Regions from separate parts of the Homo sapiens genome. Here region 1 is linked to region 2. A link is a loop called in an ENCODE intact Hi-C map of the cell type or tissue named here. Cell type or tissue: endothelial cell of umbilical vein. All regions are shown on one strand.

What was found. Peaks named below come from ENCODE experiments on the same cell type or tissue, not always from the same donor. Only the 100,000 strongest peaks of a DNase experiment are listed, where the experiment ranks them.
Region 1: it touches region 2 in a loop (2.7-fold over the local background); 2 of 110 quality-filtered maps call a loop at or near these places.

The regions. Positions count from the first base shown.
Region 1 is chr1:66,621,635-66,625,634 of GRCh38, forward strand. The region is part of intron 1 of SGIP1 (SH3GL interacting endocytic adaptor 1); the gene reads left to right. Among named protein-coding and RNA genes, the nearest start is that of MIR3117, 4.8 kb to the right of the region's middle. In endothelial cell of umbilical vein, no CTCF peak of the experiment used is centred here; DNase peaks (open chromatin) are centred at 2,357 and 2,987; H3K27ac peaks cover 1,962 bases.
Region 2 is chr1:66,724,703-66,728,702 of GRCh38, forward strand. The region is part of intron 19 of SGIP1 (SH3GL interacting endocytic adaptor 1); the gene reads left to right. Among named protein-coding and RNA genes, the nearest start is that of DYNLT5, 26 kb to the right of the region's middle. In endothelial cell of umbilical vein, a CTCF peak has its summit at 1,556 (motif pointing left); a DNase peak (open chromatin) is centred at 1,479; H3K27ac peaks cover 1,077 bases.

The sequences.
Region 1 (4,000 bases), 100 kb before region 2:
ATCTGCTTTCTGTATTAATGAATTTGCCTACTCTGGAAATTTCATATAAATGAAATCACGTAATACGTGGCTCTTTGCGTTTGGCTCCCTTCATTTAGCATAGTATTTTCAAGGTTCATTCACGTTGCAGCCTGTATAAGTACTTTTTTCCTTTTTATGGCTGAATAGTATTCCATTGCATGGCTAGGCCACATTTTGCTTATCCATTTATCTGTTGATGGAGAGCCATTTCATTGTAAAAGGAATTTTACTCACAAAATAATTAGAAACTAAATGATTGGGCATATCTTTGCAGCTTTTATTACATATGTATTAAAAGTAGAGTCTGAAGGTTTTTGAAGAAATCTGATGTCTCTGTAGGAGCCTGAGTATGAGAAGTACTCTGTATTCAGAAGCTCATGAGATTGTGCTGGGCCTCACCTATAAATTCAGGATTTATCTGCATACATATGATGAATGAAACCACGTGAGTGGATGAAATCACCCTCAGAAAAGGATATAGAATTGCCTAGGACAAAGCCCTGAAGAACCCCAACATGCTGGGGAGTACTGGAGTAAGAGTAGCCTCCAGTTTCCTTGCTGGGGATGAAGATAATAAAACCTAACTTAGGCAAACTCTCAGGCTCACTACTTTAGGGAAAAATACCACCTACTTTTTCACAAAGTTTGTAAGAGATTTAAAGGAGGCAACATACGCATCCAGGGCCTGGGCAATAGGTAGGACCTCAGCACTGGTAGCTGGTAGTATTCCAATGACAAAATTTCTTTCTACTCTGTATTTTTGACACTATCACTATCATCGATTTCCACATCTGTTACTTTATTTATCTTATCTGGTAAGACATTGATGATATTTGTCTGGTAACATTATAACCGGGCTGCCTAGTTTGAAATAAGTTTTCAACCTTTTAAAAATCCATCTATATTTAATTTTGTGTGTGTGTGTGTGGTTGTTTCCCACAACACCAAAAGAAGCTAAAGGAATCTGAATTTGGTGGAGAAGTTAGAGGCACAGGCCAGACACACAGTGTGGCAGTTTTGGATCCACATAAGAAAGTGTTCTCAATTCCATAGCTTGGGAGAGAACCATTCTAACCCCAGATTATCAAGACAGTAAAATTATTTCCCTTTAGATGTTTTTGTTTTGATGTTGGCAAGGGAAGAGTCATCACATTTCTTAAGGGACGCTTAGTTTTTGCCCTCCCATTTTTGGTAAAAAATAGTTGACAAAAAAATTTGTGCTCCACCCTAGATGCAATTATATTGTAATCATAACTACCTGAAGTCAAAAATCATTGGATATACTGTTTTTAAAACTTATCGGATTATTGAACATAGTCTCTTAAATTTGTTATTCCTATAAGATCCTTGACTATTGCTGCTCTTTGTTGAAGAGTTTCAATATTTTTTGATGAATTCTCAAAAGACATGAACACACTTCCCTTCACTCAATTTTAACACAGTTGGTGTGATTGTTTTCTCCTTGGATCTTCTGAAAGATTCATTAAGATATGAATAACTTACTTTCATAACTTCATTTGCTTTAGTCTTTCAGTTTTCTTCATATTTTTTGTAAACTTCTTAAACCTTTCCACTTTTGAAGAAGTAAAAAGTTTTCAACCTTTTTTTTTTGGAGATGAAGTCTCACTCTGTCACCCAGGCTGGAGTGCAATGGCCTGATCTTGACTCACTACAACCTCTGCCTCCCAGATTCAAGCAATTCTCCCATCTCAGCCTCCCAAGTAGCTGGGACTACAGGTGTGCACCACCACTCAGGCTAATTCTTTTGTATTTTTAGTAGAGACGGGGTTTCACCATGTTGGCCAGGCTGGTCTCAAACTCCTGACCTCAAGTGATCCACCCGCCTCAGCCTCCCACAGGGCTAGGATTACAGGCATAGGCTACTGCACCTGGCCCAAACTTTTTTTCTTATTCAACAATTTGATTAGGGCATTTTTTTTCTAGAATTTCACATATTGTGGTGTATGCCTATTGACATTCTATGTATAAGTGTATTTCATGTGTTAAAAACATCATTTCCAGTGAAAGTAAAGCTACAGATATAGGCATGGCATTTTGTGAAGGTGTGCAGATTCTTTCGTCTCTTATCGTTGGCTGATTTGTTATAGGCTGAGAGGTTGAAACATAAAGGTAATGTAACTTGTATTAAGCTATGCAATTAGAACTGATGCTGGGAATGGACTCTCTGCCTCCTGGATCCTGATTCAGTGCATTTTTTTCACTGGAAAGTGGACAACACATGATGTTCATGACCTAGTTCATGTTGGCTATTGTCCAAACTTGGTGGTCAAAACCAGCACAGGGTCTGTGGAAAACTACTATTTCCTGTTCTGTTACCAATTTAATACAAAGAGTACTGGAATGTGTGTGTATTTTCTGATATATTTGGTAAGGCATGCTATTTTTTATCTCATAGGTCAAGTTACAGGAAGTAAAGCACTTGAAACCCTGAGATGATAATAGCATTGGTTTTACAGTCCTGTAAAAACCAGTGGTGATTGCTGAATATGGCATTCATTGTGAGCTCGAAGCTAAAACAGAAGCAAAGAGAAGCCAATTAGGAGACTTGAAAACCAAGGAAAATAGTAGGGATAGACTGATGATTATGTAACTATGATACTTTGTCCTTATAAGGGAATAAGACAATTAGAGGTGAGAAAGAAGTTTTTAATAAACAAAATGAAAAATAAAAGGGGAGAAGGTGTTTCTTAATATTATGGGTGGGTAGTTTTAAATGTCAATACATTTTCCTATAAACTCCTCATGTGGAGAGTAACGGAAAATAGTTTTATATGGGAGGACTTTTTTAAAAATTGACATTTTAAAGACCTAAGTGTCTTAAATGGATGACTATTAAAATACAAAATTAGACAGAACAGAGACATTTTGAAGATTGTATTTGAGTAGTATCCTAAGAGGCAGATAATGAATGACTCAGATAGTCTGAGTGGTTTGGGCTGACTCACATGTTTTGGAAAAATGTATCATCAACTCACTGAATCTGTCATTGTTTTTCCCTTTGTTCCACCTGGTAGTACCAAACAAATTTGAAATATCAGTGACTTTCTCAGCTCCAATTTCTCAAGAAGACTTTCCAAACCACCAATAATAAGTCTAAGGTTTGAATATATAAACATTTAGTATATTTGAATAATACTCACTAACAGAAGCACAAGGCATGTCTGTAACTATGGAACATGTGAGGGATGGGAAACACAAACAGCCTTGACAAGAGAAGTACAGAAGAACCAAGACTGGGCTTGGCTTGTCAGGATGGAAGAAAAGGGCTTTCTTAGCCAGTGCTGCTTGAATGGTGCTTCCTGGAAGATATTTGAAATCACAAATATTATCTGGACTTATAAATGAGGGAGCCTTGGCCTTTGTTCAAGAAAGGATCACAGCCTACTAGGGAAACTGACACAGGGACTAATAGGTGATACCATTTGATATATCATAATACATATAAGAGCAACATTTTGTGGGGAGCATAGAGTAGTCAGTGTCTTACGCCTCTAGGATTAAGAAGCCCTGCAGAAGGAGAGACATTTGGTCTGGGCCTTAAAGGATGAATTGAAATTCTAAACGTCCACAAAATAGAAAAAGCATTTCAACTGTAAGTAAGGACCGAACAAGAAAGAAAGAGACACAGGAGTGCAAATTTTGGGGTGTGTTCAGAGAATGGTTAATAATTCAATGCAGCCACAGACTGGAGGAAGCAGTAAAAGATAAGATGGGAATACGAGACACAAAGATGTGTCAGATCTGTGCAGTTCTCTTGGCATGGGCCACATGATCCATGTCTTGGCATTATCCCAGTCTAAAGAATATGTCTAACCTGAAAATGGCTATTCTTCTAAATCTGTGATTTGGCTTCCTGGCAGAACCCCAATATGGGTGATGAACAACAGTAGTCTAAGAAAATCTTGCAATCTTTTCTATACCCATGTATCCATATATCCTTATGTTGCTTATAGTGCTA
Region 2 (4,000 bases):
ATGCCTGTTGAGTTAATAAATGCCACCTCCTCCCCTGTCTGACTTGCTTTCAAAACAGAAACTTTATCTCCTACCAAGACACCATTTAGATCTCATTTTGAGCAACTTGGCAAGAAAACTGAGAAAATTCCCTACCAGTTAAAGAACAGTTGAGCCACCACTGCTAATAACAATATTCTAAGTGATGGTAGGTGCTGAAATCTAATTTTATAAGTGCTCTAATTGTTTTCTAATAGCTGCCAAACAATATTCTACATGTCCACATATGGACAAATATCAAGAGTAGACTCAGCTTGAGGGGAAATCAAGGTTCAGAACCAATTTGGCACTAGTATACAAACAGGGTTAATGGATCTAAAAGGTAGAGAAGGAAGACAGCAGTTTGCTCCCAAACTGGGAGGTCAGCAGTGTTCTCCAGGAGAGATGGAAATGCAAACTTCCAGAAACCAAAAATCCCATTCAGAGCACTACAAAGTTATGGATTTAACACCTGAGTGAGGGAGGCTCACATGGCATCTTTAAGAAGCTCATCTGCTCCCAATCTCTGCCCCAAACCCAGCCTTATACCTACAAGGTTATAGCAGTTCCTCATTTAAGCTATTTTGAATGTATGCCAGACAGCACCTCACCTGAACCATGTGTGTTTCATCCATTAGAGTTACACAATATCCAAGGTGACTGTAGGACAACGTGGAGTCTCCATGCTCCAATGTGAGCAAAGTTTTCATTTATTAACATCAATTTCCCCAGAAAGTACATACCTGAACTTAGAGGTGAAGTACTACAAGAGTCAGCTGTGGAGACATTGGAGGAAATCATAAAGAAGCTCACTCACTTTAAGCATTTACTGTGTCCCAAAGAAGAATAAAATCCTTGTGAAATTTCTGCTTTAGCCAAGGTAGAGTAACAGACCAATTTACCCTTCTACCTCAAACAGCTTAAAAATAAGCAAAATATATAAAACAATGACTTGCAAGACACTGGACTTCAGGCGAAGGCAGTGATCCCTAAAAGGGGAGGTGTGCCCTATGATTGCTCCAGCTTACCTGCTTGAGAGTTTTCAGGCCTGGCATAAGGAGAGCCCAGCTGACTTCCAGCTGCTCATGGGAAGGTGTTTCACTGAGGCACTCTACTACAAAACTGGCCGAGGGAATTGCCAGGGGAAGCTAAGGTTGATGGGTGCTGCCGCCACCATGCACTGCAGAAGATGGCAGTGGAGAAGGTGTGAACATGGCAGGAGGCTGGAAAAGAATCCATCTGCATTGCAAGATCTGGGCATTGTGGCAGCCCAGCCAGTTGTACTACATGAGTCAGATGACAGGAAAGCTGTCTGTGCTACCAGGCACTGGCAGAGTTATATGGCTTGCAAAACCTACACTCTGGGGACACTACATGCACTGCAGGAGCCACACACAAGCCTCTTGTAACTTCAACAACCTAGCACTACGTAAGCCTTGTGCATTGCAAGAGCCTGCATTTGCAAGCAGGCTGGAAGGGTGAAGGAAAACCCCTTTCTCCTGCAATGTCTCTCTAGCGCCCTCTACTGACAAAACTAAGCATGGTTCCTGCAGGCAAAGAGAAAAATACAATAAAGATCCGTTAATTTTCTCAGAGCAGTCAGTAAAGGGTGAATTGGAACGGGGAGGCAATGATTGATTTTATATAGACATTGACACGGTGATTATAAACCTCATGTGGAAATTCAAAGGGCCTACCATAGCGAAAACAACTATGAAAAGGAACAAAGTTAGAGGACTAACATTACTTGATTTCAGAACTATCATAAAGCTACTGTAATCAAGACAGTGCAATACTGGCTTAAAAAATAGACCAAATAAATCTATAGAACAGAATGAATCGTGAATCCAGAAATTGACTCACACAGATAAGGGCAATTAGATTTCAACAAAATTTTCAAGGTAATTCGGTGGAGAAAGGACAGTCTTCTCAAAAAAATGATGCTGAAACAACTGGATATTCATATCCACACACACACAAAATGAACTGAGATCCATACTTGACACTATATACATTGTAAGACTAAAATAGGTGAAAATGGGTAATGAAGCTAAATGTAAACTCAAAGATTTTTTTTTAAACTTCTAGAAGAAAATATAAGTGAGACAGTTGCAGTGGCTCATGCCTGTAATTCCAGCAGTTCGGGAGGCCAAGGCAGGAGGACTGCTTGAGGCCAGGAGTTTGAGACTACAGTGAGCTATGCTCACACGACTGCACTCCAGTCTGGGTGACAGAGAAAGATCCTGTCTCAAAAAGGAAAAAGAAAATACAAATGAAACTTTTGTGACCTTCGGTTTGGCAAAGATTTCTTAAATAAGACACCGAAAGAATGACTGGATTAGATATAACCCATAAAAGAATAAATTGATGAATTAAAAACTTCTGCTCTTCAAATGTCCTTTTAAGAGAAAGAAAAAACAAAACAAGCCACAGACTGGGCTGCAAATTATATATCTGATAAATGACATTCCCAGAATGTATAAAGAAACCTTGACATTCAATAAGAGAACAAACAACCCTATTTAAAAACTTGGCAGACAGTTTAAGCAGAGGATAACTGATGACAAGCACATAAAAGATGCTGATGATCCTTAGCCATTATGGAAATGCAAATTAAAACAACAAGAAGATACCACTACTCACCTATGAGAATGGCTAAGATTAAAATGATCAGTTCTACCAAGTGTTGGTGAGAATGTGGAAGAACTAAAACCCTCATGCACAGCTGTATTTTCCACTTTAGAAAACAGTTAGGCAGTTTCTTTGAGAGTCTACACCTATTATGTGAGCTAGTGACTCTCCTCCTGTGTACTTACCAAGAGAAATGACAGGGTATATTCATACTAATACCCGTACACGCGTATTCATTGCACCTTTATTTGTAATAGGCAAAAACTGGAAAGAAGCCAAATGTTCTTCAGTAGGTGAATGTATTTTTTAAAACTGTGGTATACCCATACACTACACAGCCACAAAAAGAAATGAACTATTAGTGCACACAACTACATGAACAAGTCTCAAAATAATTATGTGCAGTGAAAGAAACAAAAAATCACACACCTTACAATTCTGTTATATGAAATTCTAGAAATTGCAAATGAAGTTATAGTGAAGCATATTAACTCTTGCCTAGGGACAGGGAAAGGAGGCAGTGGGAGAGATTACAAAAAGGGATTGCAAAAAAGCATAAGAAAACTTTCAGGGATGATGGAAATGTTCATTTTCTTAATTGTATGATGATTTTACATCATATAATCTCATGGAGTTTTACACTGTATATAAGTTCAGTTTATTATATATCAATTATATCTTCATAAAGCCTTTTTTAAAAAAAAAGAATTGTTTTTCCTTCCACGCTATCATCCCATTGTGTTAACTTATATGACTGAGTTTACAATTTTGACCAAATAGACAAATTAATGGAATGAAGAACTAGTTAAGTGCAAGGCAAAAACTTTACCTCATGAGTACATAAAACAACATGCTAAAGGCATTACTCATGTTACTCGAAGAGCTAAGTAAGACAAGTCCAGGAAATAATGTGATAACATTGTACAATATACTATCTTCAAATATGCTGCCAAAGATTCAGAAATCAAAGTGAGGGAGAACCACCAGAGTAGAGGATTCTATTCATGAGGTGAAGCTATAGACTTCTACAGAAAGAGAAAAGCTGTACTTTTCTTCTTACATTTCAAAACACATAAAACAAAATAGTCACTTTTTAAAATAAGTGCTGACCATTGAGTTCTCAGATAAGTTAGAAATGATACACTGCTGGTGAGAGTGTAAATTAATTCAACCATTGTAGAAAATAGTGTGGTGATTCCTCAAAGAACTAAAAACAGAACTACCCTTTGACCCAGAGATCCCATTACCGGTTATATTCCCAAAGAAATATAAATCATTCTATCATCAAGACACATGCATTGGTATGTTCATTGCAGTACTCTTCACAATAGCTAAGACACAGAGTCAACCT